2 separate regions of the Homo sapiens genome follow, and region 1 is linked to region 2. Evidence: read pairs that join two places in POLR2A ChIA-PET (ENCODE). Cell type or tissue: CD4-positive, alpha-beta T cell. All regions are shown on one strand. Each heading gives the region's core, and the rest is flanking DNA. Links, peaks and the distances in the headings are about the cores only. Region 1 overlaps ELOVL5 (ELOVL fatty acid elongase 5). Region 2 has its middle 36 kb from the start of GCLC-AS1.

Region 1 (5,384 bases), core at 319-5,318, 59 kb after region 2:
GCAGAAAATGTTGCTTAAAAGCCTTTTGAATATTTGTCTCCCTGTTATTTGCAATTGCAGTCTTTTGGTTTAGATGTTTAGAATATGATTGAAGTAGAGCCCAGACTGCTTAAGCTCAGGCTTTAAGGGAACCATTAGAGGCGTGTGTAGTATCTTGGTGTCTGTTACCTACCTTGGCCATTGATTGTCTTCTCTACAAGATGCTTCATCCAAGAAGGAAGTTGCCCTTTGAAACAGGTGCCCTTTGAGCTTCTCCAGAGAGACCCATAAAGACATTATCCCAGGACCTCATGTTTCTAGGAGAATGTGATAAATATTGTGATGGTTTCATTTTCAGAGCAGCTGCCTTTTCTTCCTTTTGCAAGGAGTAGGAACAAAAGCAGCTTCTTTTTGTTTCCTTTGCAAGGGCTTAGAATAGGCTCAGTGTGACCCAAGGGAAGTTGGATGTGACAAGTGACAGTAAGGTAAGTACTTTTCATTGACCCCCTGGTACAGAGTTCAGGCTTGAACTTACCATCTTTTTAAGAAATGGGACTGGCGTATTAAATTTAAAATGTAGGCAAACAGTTGCAAAGTACTGTCAGAAGACCAAATCTCATTGCATGATCTACTTGCCCCATGGATTCAAATATCCATCCACCCACCCACCATCCACCCTTAGATATTTATTTCTAGCCCATCTATTTCTTTTGAGCTCCAGACTCATAACTTTTCATCGTTGGGTGCCCCACATACCTCCCCTGTTGGCCAACGTAGTCAGGAGCACCATCCTCCGCCAGTTTGCCCAAGCCATTAAGCTGGAAGCAATGCTTGTGTTCTCCTCTCTCATCAACCATGCTTTTACCAAACTTTGCTCAACTGTCAGTCACCAAGTATTACTCATTCATACTCTCTGTCCTTCTAAGCTTATTCCCCTTCCCCACATTGCCCCAGCCTTCCATAGCATGTCAGATCCTTCCTGGACAACTACAATTTCTCCTTGGCTCCTTGCCTCTGTTTTCTTGATTCCTAAAAATTAGATGAGGTTGTACCTGTATAGTGCTTTGCATAGTGTCTGCCATGTTTATCTGGCACATAGTGTAGGTATCTAGCAATTACGTGCCTGAATGTTTCTCTAAATACATATGTACCTTTCAAATATAACCAGTCCTATAATATGTGCTAATGGCTGTGTGAAGCTGAGTATGCCTTGATAGCCTGAGAATACATAATGTTTCACAAATGAAGAGCTTACCTGGGCAGGAGACTTTAGAAGGCCAGTTGCCTTGCTTCCAGCTGAAGGAGTAGAACACCAGCAGCTCTCAGACCATACAAATTGCTAGACACCTTTTCCTGTTGTGGCATGGTGCAATGAGGAGCTCTTACCTATGCCTGGAGACATGCCATCTAAGGACTCGTTGGCTGCAGTCTGTGCAGATCTTCACATACAAGGAGATGGCCATAGCTGTGGTGCTCTGCAGATGTGGCAGTGGCTTCATCAGGATGAACGAGGGGCCCCTGGAGATGATCAAGCTGCTCACACTGCAATACAAGCTACTGGAATTAGGTCTGCTTCTGGACAAGGAACAGCTTGCTGGAATGGACATCCATGTTCGTGTGAAGGGTAGTGGTCATGTGGTTCAGATTTATGCTGTCCTTCAGTACATCTCCAAAGCCCTGGTACCCTGTTACCCAAAATATGTAGATGAGGCTTCCGAGGAGATCAAAGACACCCTCACCAGACCTTGCTGGTGGTTCACCCCTGTTGCTATGAATCCAAGAAATTTGCAGGCCCTGGTGCCTGTGCTCACTACCAGAAATCATAGCAGTAAGCCCATCAAAAAGATCAAGGTTTACCTTTATAGTAAACAATGGTTGAAGGTCTTTAAGGTTAAAAAAAATTGCTAGACATCCCAGCTGCCCTAGAAGCAGAGATGACATGTGCTGTTATTTTAAAGGGCCTTGCTTACCTGCATATTACCTGTTAGGGCTTTCAGGTAGAATATACCAATGATAGACCAGTCTGGTGGCACTGTTCCCAAGGACGGAATAGGGTGAACTTTGATGTCTAGGCACTCAAATACTCCATAATAAAATGATCATGGAAACTGGCAGTCTTACTCCAATTGCCCAGGATGGAGTGCAGTGGCACCATCTCAGCTCATTGCAGCCTCAAATTTCCCAGGCCCAGGTGTCCCTCCTACTTCAGCCTCCTGCATAGCTGGGACTACAGGCAAGCACCACCATGCCCAGCTAATTTTTTATATTTTTGGTAGAGACAAGGTTTCACCGTGTTGCCCAGGCTGGTCTTGAATTCCTAGGCTCAAGCAGTCTGCCTGCTTCAGCCTCCCAAAATCCTGAGATTACAGGTGTGAGCCATTGTGCCTGGCCTGGCCCTCTTATTTAACCTTGTTTTGGTTGGCAGCAACATTGAGCCCAGGCTAAAGTACACCATACATGTCGGACAGAGCTTATCTGCCTCAGTAGCCACTTGGTCAGTATTTGTTGATCACTTAAACCCACTCAGTGTTGGTCATTTGTCTGTGTTAGCCTCTGCTAAGGAATGTGGACCCTACACGTGACAATACAGTTACCAGTAAAAAGACTCAGTAGGAATTATGAGGTATATACTCGAATCAACAGGTAGTTTATTATTATACTACGGGTATGGCTGTGTATGTTGCAGTTAGGTTCAGCTGCAGCGATGGACATGCCAAAATAATAGTGGTTTGAATAATGGTATCCCAAAACAAAGTAGAAGTGTGTATCTCTTATGAAAGGCAGGGTGGATGGTTCAGGGCTAGTATGACCCTGCGTAAATTCCTTGCTCATCATACGTCTGTCAGGCTTAGTGTGGCCTCAGTCTTCCGAGCAGCAGGATGTAAGAAGAAACAGAAAGTAGAAGCGCGGATGGTGCTTTCTTTTATGGGAAGTTCCCAGAAACAGCCTCCAGATAACTTTGCTTACATCTCATTGGCTAGAACATCACCCCGTGGCTGCAGGTGGCTGGAAAATCTCATCTTTATTCTGGGTGGCCATGTGCAGCTAAAAGTACTGCTACTGTTTATAGAGTTTGGGCAAGAACCGGCTGTCTGTGCCATGGGTGGTAGACGAGACCAGCAGTCCCCACTCACTTGGAACTGAGAGTCTGGGGGAAGGATAGTGACAAAATAAACAGATACTTACAGTGACAAGGCCTCTGAGAGGTCTGCAAAGGTGTGCCCTGCGAGTAAACAGGAAGGACACCTAAATCAGACTGGTGGGGTGGGGGAGGGGATGAGGAAACGTTGCCTAGAGACTAAGCAAGAATCTCTCTGGACTGAGGAAATGGGCAGGGTATTGAAGCAAAGGCTCGGAGGCAAAGGGGGCAGGTAGTTGGGTGATGGAGGAGCATATGAGGAACAGAAAGTAGACCAGGGAAGCCAGAGGGAGACAGGGTTCTGATCACATGGGCCCTGGGGCCACAGGGACAGGTTTGGTCATTTTCCCCGGAGCCTTTGACTGGTTTCTGGAGGTGAGTAACCTAGACAGGTGCTTTCAGGGGGTGAGGAGCAGCACAAGACTAGAGGCAGGAAATATCCACTGGGAGAGAGTGTACTAATCTGGTTGGGAAATGATGGTGGCTTCAGCTACATAGTGGCTTTGGGGATCAAGAGAAGTGGATGCAAATCCTGTAAATCCCATAGAGCTTGGAATTTAGAAATAATTTGGCCTTTTCACGTAATAGGTGATGAAACCAAGAATGAGAATTTAAATGGCTTGCCCAGAATCACACAGCTAGCTGTGGAGCAGCACCAGATATCATTTCTCTATCTAACTCTTTCCTTTATGTCACTGTTGAATGTGCTGATTTGGGAGAACAGGGCATTGTGGGCATTTTGGAGCCAGCAACAGGACCTGAATCCTGGTGTCCATTGCAGAGGGAGGAGTCCACCCTGCTTTGGGGGCTGGATTCCTGGTAAGGTTATGGGGCAGGTCACAGAAATGAGGGAGTTGGAAGGAAAAACCAGGTGTGAGAAGATGATGGATTCAGTTTTTGGTTTGTTGATTTGGAGATTCAGGACCACCATCTGTAGGTGGAGAGAGATCAGATGGAAACTGGTCCTTGAGATTGGAATTGGGGATGCAGGATTGGGTGGAATTGGTCAAAACTTTTCTATACCCTTTCTTTAAATTTCTCCAGTGAAAGGGACTCAGCAACTGTTTTTGAGTCCATTGTGTCATGTACCTTAGAATTAAGAGATTTTTCCAGTGTTTAGCCCTGAATGATTTTTGCTGCAATTTGAATTCTGTGCAACCACAGAGATTTAATAAAAATAAAATAGGTTAATACTTAAAAATTAGTAAATTAAAATAAATTAAGTAAAGATAAAAGTTATATGGCCCTCCCTTGCATATTTTACCCTGTGCTGCAGGTCTTCTCAGGAGCCTCTCTGGCTCTGGTTGGTCTCTTGGTCCAGGCTGTGGCCTCTGTCTCTTGGGTTTTCATACTGTAAGATTTCTCCAACTGAGTTTGGGAGGCTGAAGCCCCAAACAGAACTTGATGGCTTGTGCTGGAAAAGGGGAAATGGGTTCTGCTTGCTACAACGTGTTAAATTCTGTTTTTAAAATGTCAGTTTGGCATCAAACACTTTTTTAGACATGTTTACATCCTAAAAGTTTTTGGTTTCAGAAGTTTTTTGTCCTTCACAATTAACTTGGTTGCAGTGATTAAAGTATAGCCTATTTCCTGGGAAATAGGAGACAATTTCAGAGCCACTATAGACCATATTGACATTAGAGATTGTAGGATACCATAGACAGGGAGGTCAATAGACAGGCAACGTGGTATCATAGTTGTTTTATCTCTCCCTGGTCACTGTCCTTCTACCTAATGTTGTTTCACCGTGGAATTTGAGCTTACAGGTGAAAAAGACTTTCAGTGAATACTGCACCAAGTATAATTTAAAAATTTTAAATCCTATATAGATATGGGGCATGACTAATAGAGTAATGACTTCCATAAACCACACATGAAAACTGCTTTAATTATAATTATCATTACTTTTATTCTCCAGAAAGGGAAATAAGGTTAAAACAAGAGAGCCCATTCATTCTAAGTTGACCAGTTAAATTTCTTGTTCTCCCTTCCCTTTGTCCTTTGATTTGATAAAAATAAGATTTTTGTGTGCTAAATTGTGAGTATTCATTTACATTAATCAGTATCCCTATAAGACAAAGCCCCTGAAAACATAAACTGAGTGCAGCACGATTTAAAACAGAGAGGGAGGAGACAGTCTTGGTCCTGTTCTTGGTGCCCTGCTCATTACTAACGTCTCAGTTGTACTGTCCACTATAAACAGTCATGATTTTTTCCCCCATTCTTCAGATCAAGTCAGTTTCCTCTAATGAGACAGTCTACCTGG
Region 2 (5,384 bases), core at 174-5,173:
TCAAATGACCAATTTCAAATAGAGGCAGAAAATCAAAAGGGAACCTACTACATTTACAAAGTGCAAATAATAAAGGCTAATGGACTATTATATAACTATTTTTAAATGATAAAGCTAAATATTTGGAAGAAACAGTCTCTTTTTTTCATTCTAAGGAAACAATGTATTAAATGACAAGTCAATCTGAATCACTACTTCTATGCTTCATTAGGAGCCAGTTAATTTAATGTACAAGATATTTAAACAAAAATTCAATGTACAACATCAATTTTTGTTTATCCTGAGAGACCACATATGTATAAGGTACATAGTTTTTTGTTTAGATTTTAGCAGCATATAGTATGGAAGGTGCACCTAGTTTTTGGTGGATGGAATTTAGCAGCCTTGTCAGTGGGCAGAGTATTTAAAAGTATTCCTTAACTCGTTTCCTTGTAATGTTCCTTTCCTTTTATCAGGATCTTCTATTGAGACCACAGTGGATATTTTCCCAGTTGTTCTTGATTTTCATAACCCACTGTGGCATGGATTCTCTTCTTGCTCAAACTTGAGCCAGGATCCTTTGAGCCTTCCTCTTGACTAAGGCCCAACTTTGACCTATAAAGACTTGAACAAACACTAACATAGCTTCTAACAGCTCCAGCTTTCCTTAAAGTGCCTGCTGAGAAAACTCAAGATTTGCGAAAAATCTACTGTTTGTTCCAGTCAACACCTGAAGATAGGGCCTCTGTCCACCAGTCATTGTGGGAGGGTAGGGACCTAACTTCAGTAAGCACCAGTTAGAAAACCCAGATGAATTTCACGTGGACAACCTCCCTTTCCTGCTTTTTGTAAGTTTCTCCACTTCCCACATTCTACTGACCCCCTGCTCACTCACTCCCTATTTCCTTATTCTCCATTTAAATTACCCAGTCACCTCTGGACAAATCAAAGTTCAGTTCAATTCACACTGTACTGTTATTCCTATTGCAATAGTATATTACTGATTAAAATCTGTCTTTACCACTTTAACTAGTATTTAGCTTTGTTTATCTTTGACACATTTAGTAGTCACCAAAAAGGAATTGAGCAGAGCGGAGCCTGCAAGAGGCTTACAATCAAATCACAGGGCACACATACAGTAAATATAAACACCTACTACAGCATACAAACAAGAGGTAGGCAAGAGATTTTGAAAGTCTTTTGGAAAGGAGAAATTTTGAGAAAACAACAAGAGGGCACATACAGTTTAGAAAAGAGCAAAAGGTCACATCCAACTAGTCTCAGCCTTATCAGCAATGGAAACCAATGGTGTGCATAGGTATGGTTTGAGCAGCAGACAAGTTTAGTGAGAGTGACAGGGTGACAGCTATAAAGAAAAGAGGGAATAGTGGGAGCACACCCAAGGCTGTGAGAAAGTCTGTAACCCAGGGAATGCCAGAACATCCCTTAAGGATTGCCATCCTAAACTGCAACGGCCTCTTTCCCAACATGGCCATGAAAAGTCTTTGCCCAGTCCACTGGAGGATTATGTGCAAACTGGGAAAGGCCTTTCGGATTCAGGCAGAGACTTTTCAGAGTAAATTCTGAGAAGGGAGCCAGGGGATGAGGACAAGGGAGTTCAGGAAAAAATGAATTAGCAGATCTGGGCATTTCAAAGTGCAGCTTTTGTTTTGGGGTCCTAGAAATGTGTTAGGGATTCTTGTGACCTGATGGCATAGTTAGTACTCATCTTACTTGAAAACATTCCTAGCACTTTCACTAGTCCCCAAGTTCTTCCAATCAGTTTACTTCTGAATTATCTCTACAACCATCTCTTCATTTTCAGGGAGCTCTCTAATTTAGATCTTCACTAGCTCACTCTGTAACCATCAACTGCAGAAGTTTCCTAAGCATTTCACTCTTTCTAGCTGTCCTCCCACTCCATCCCAATATGTCATTCACCTTGCTGTCAGAATCATCTAAGACACAGATCTGATCTTGTCACATCCCTAATAAAACACCTTCAGTGTCTCCCTGTTACTCAGCTGATACAGTCCAAACCATCAGCACAGTTACACTCTGGCCCAACACCTCCTTGCCTCTCTGGCCAGCCCTCCTCATCCTTTCACATCCCCTATATCCCTCACCCCCTGTCTTCTAGGTGCAGGACAGTTGCCATTTTTCAAAAATGCCAAATATTTTCATTGGCCATGCCTTTACTTTCATAGTTCCCTCTGCCTTTAACGCCTTCATCCTCACACCCCTACCTCTAACCAGCACTATTTACAGACTCCTCGACACCAGCTTAAATGTCCCTTCCTCCATGAAACCATCTCAAGTCCTCCAGACAAAATGAGATTCCTCTGGTCTGTTCCCAAATCCCTTGGCTTTGCAATTCTCCCTTTATAGTAATTTTTATTGCTTCTGTCTTTATTTAACTTTGTAAATATATCCTTTGTTTAAATAGTATTTTACAAGATTATAAAATTTTTGAAGGTAGAAATAGAGTCACACACACAATTCGACACAGAGATATGTGGCCTCAAATTATCATTTTCTCAAGTGTCTTAATCTTCTCTTTCCATCTAGGTTGTCAATTTCTTGAGAAGTTAAATACTTTTATTCTTCCCTACCCTCGTTTCTGCAACCATCACTATTGTGCTGAGCCTAAATTGTCATAGCATCTATAAAAGGATGGATTAGATCACCTACTGGGTCCCATATCTAGGTCTACCATTTGGTAATTCTAACAGCAAACAGCTGGGACCCAAGAAATACTTCATACTGGTTTCACAAGGGCTGCTTAAACAGTATTTAGACTTAGGAATTGAGTAGCAATTCCCTTTTTTAATAGAAAAGCGGAATAGAAGCAATGAAGATCCTCCATCCTTTATGCTTATATTTATTGACCATCTACTGTGAACTTGACACTGATCTAGGCACAGGGTATACAGTAGAGAACAAAATCACACCACGGCCCTGCTGTCATGGAGCTTACAATCCAGGTGGGAAGACAGATGATAAATGAAGATGTAGACGGCATGATCAGGTAAACCAGTGTAGAAGACAATGACTACATTGCCACTGCTACTATTAACAACAGTAGCAAGAATAATACGAAGCTGAGTAAAGAGCTAGAGTAATGAAGGGCAATGCTATTTTAGAAATAGCCATCAGGGGAGGTCACGCTAAAGGGATACTATCATGGCAGGTACAGCTGCCTGCCAGGCAGTCTCCAAGGTCATCCTCATCATGATCTTAGGAAGACATCAGAGCCCAGTGTTTTGCCAAGGACAGTATGCTTGATTAACCAATGAAGGAAAAGAGCTTCAGAAGATAAGCAAAAGAAATAGATAAATGTGCAAACAAATTATGATATAGCTACAGAACAGAATGTTATGTAGTCACCAAAAATGATATTTTACTTTGCTCTTGTTTTTTTCTAGAGACAAGGTCCTGCTCTGTCACCCAGACTGGAATGCAGTGGTGTGATCATAGCTCACTGTAACTCCAAAGTCCTGGGTCTGCAGGGATTCTGCCACCTCAGCCTCCCAATTAGCTAGGACTACCCACCATGTCCAGCTAGTTTTTAAAACTTTTTGTAGAGATGGGGTCTCACTGTGTTGCCTAGGCTGGTCTCCAACTCCTGGCCTCAAGCAATTGTCCCACCTCAGCCTCCCAAAGTGCTGGGATTATAAGAGTTAGCTGCTGCCCCCACCAAAATGGGAAAATGCTGACTCAATAAAATATTGAGTGACAAACTATACATATATATGATCTCATCTAAATTTAAAGTATATCTTTATGTGTACAAAAAGTACACTAGAGGGAACATCATGAAACATTTTAAAGCTTTTTTTTTTTTTTTTTTTTTGAGATGGAGTCTCGCTCCTTCACACAGGCTGGAGTGCAATGCCATGATCTCTTCTCACTGCAGCGTCCACCTCCTGGCTTCAAGCAATTCTTCTGCCTCAGCCTCCCCAGTAGCTGGGATTACAGGCACGTGCCACCATGCCTGGCTAATTTTTTTATATTTTTAGTAGAGACGGGGTTTCACCATGCTGGTCAGGCTGGTCTCAAACTCCTGACCTCAAGTGATCCGCCCACCTCGGCCTCCCAAAGTACTAGGATTACAGGCATGAGCCACTGCACCCGGCCAGGCTTTCTTATTTTTCCCAGTTTTACTGAGGTATAATTGGCATACAAAAAACAAGGAATATAATTAAAGTCTTCATGTTTGGACATATGTATACACGTAAGTTACCATTACCAAAATCAAGGTAATAAATATACCCATCACCTCCAAAAGTTTCCTTTTTATATATATATATAGTTTTTGGCTTTTATTTGTTTGTTTGGGGTGTGTGTGTTAAGATTTAACATGAGATCTACCCTCTTAACAAATTTGCACAATATTGTGTTGTTAACTGTAGGCACTAAGTTACACAGTAGATCCCTGGAACTTACTCATCTTGTATATCTATAACTTTATACACAATGAACAACAACTCCACATATCCCCCTCCTCACATCCCCTGGTAATCACTATTCTATTGTCTGTTTCTTTAGATTTGACTGTTTCAGATGCTTTAATAAGAGGACTCATGCAGTATTTGTCCTCCTGTGCCTGGTTTACTTCACTTACCATAATGTCTTCCAGTTACATTCATGTTGTCACAAATAGTAAGATTTCTTTCTTTTTAAATGCTGAACAATATTCCATTGTATGTATGTGCCATATTTTCTTTATCCATCCATTGATGGACATTTGTGTGTTTCCATATTTTGACTATTGTGAGTAATGCTGCAATGACTATGGGAATGCAAATGTTGCTTTGAAATCCTGATTTCAGTTCTTTTGGATATATATCCAGAAGTGGGATTGCTGGACCAAAAGGAAATTCAATTTTTAATTTTTTGAGAAACACTGTGATTTTATGAGAGAGAGAGAGAGAGAGAGAGAGACAGAGAGAGAGAGAGGTTTTCATCCATAGTTCCCAGCTCATAACTTTCACAGCCCTTATTATAATATCAGAGTGCTTTAGGCCTCAGAAAACAGAATCTCTCTCTCTCTCTCTCTCTCTCTCTCTCTCTCTCTGTCTCTGAATTTCTCCAGAACCTCCTTTACCTGCCCAAAGCAGGACTCTAATCTTCACTGCCTTTCTGATCGTGAATCATAATAACCTCATTCCAGAAGGGATCCTGCCCCCTACCCTGGTGGAAAAAATGCTGCAAAGAAGCCAAGAAGAATCTAAACAGACAAGCCTTGCTGGGTTTCCTCACTCAAACTAACACCAGATCACATCCTTTTTTCCAGTCACATTTTGGCACCATTGTCCATGCTTCAATTATGCGTATCCAATTAAGACTCCATTAAAGGCTCAAGAGGATAGGGTTTGGAGAAATTCTGGATAGCTGAACACGTG

The links. ChIA-PET counts read pairs that join two places held together with the same protein. Peaks named below come from ENCODE experiments on the same cell type or tissue, not always from the same donor. Only the 100,000 strongest peaks of a DNase experiment are listed, where the experiment ranks them.
Region 1: POLR2A ChIA-PET joins it to region 2 with 5 read pairs; 6 of 35 experiments call an interaction of 5 or more read pairs at or near these places.

Annotation. Positions count from the first base shown.
Region 1 is chr6:53,333,364-53,338,747 of GRCh38, reverse strand. The region is part of intron 1 of ELOVL5 (ELOVL fatty acid elongase 5); the gene reads left to right. It also overlaps the pseudogene RPS16P5. Among named protein-coding and RNA genes, the nearest start is that of ELOVL5, 13 kb to the left of the region's middle. RefSeq lists an enhancer at 2,826-2,955. In CD4-positive, alpha-beta T cell, for the core only: no CTCF peak of the experiment used is centred there; DNase peaks (open chromatin) are centred at 2,907 and 3,247; H3K4me3 peaks cover 2,914 bases; H3K27ac peaks cover 4,923 bases.
Region 2 is chr6:53,392,709-53,398,092 of GRCh38, reverse strand. No RefSeq gene overlaps it. Among named protein-coding and RNA genes, the nearest start is that of GCLC-AS1, 36 kb to the left of the region's middle. In CD4-positive, alpha-beta T cell, for the core only: no CTCF peak of the experiment used is centred there; no DNase peak of the experiment used is centred there.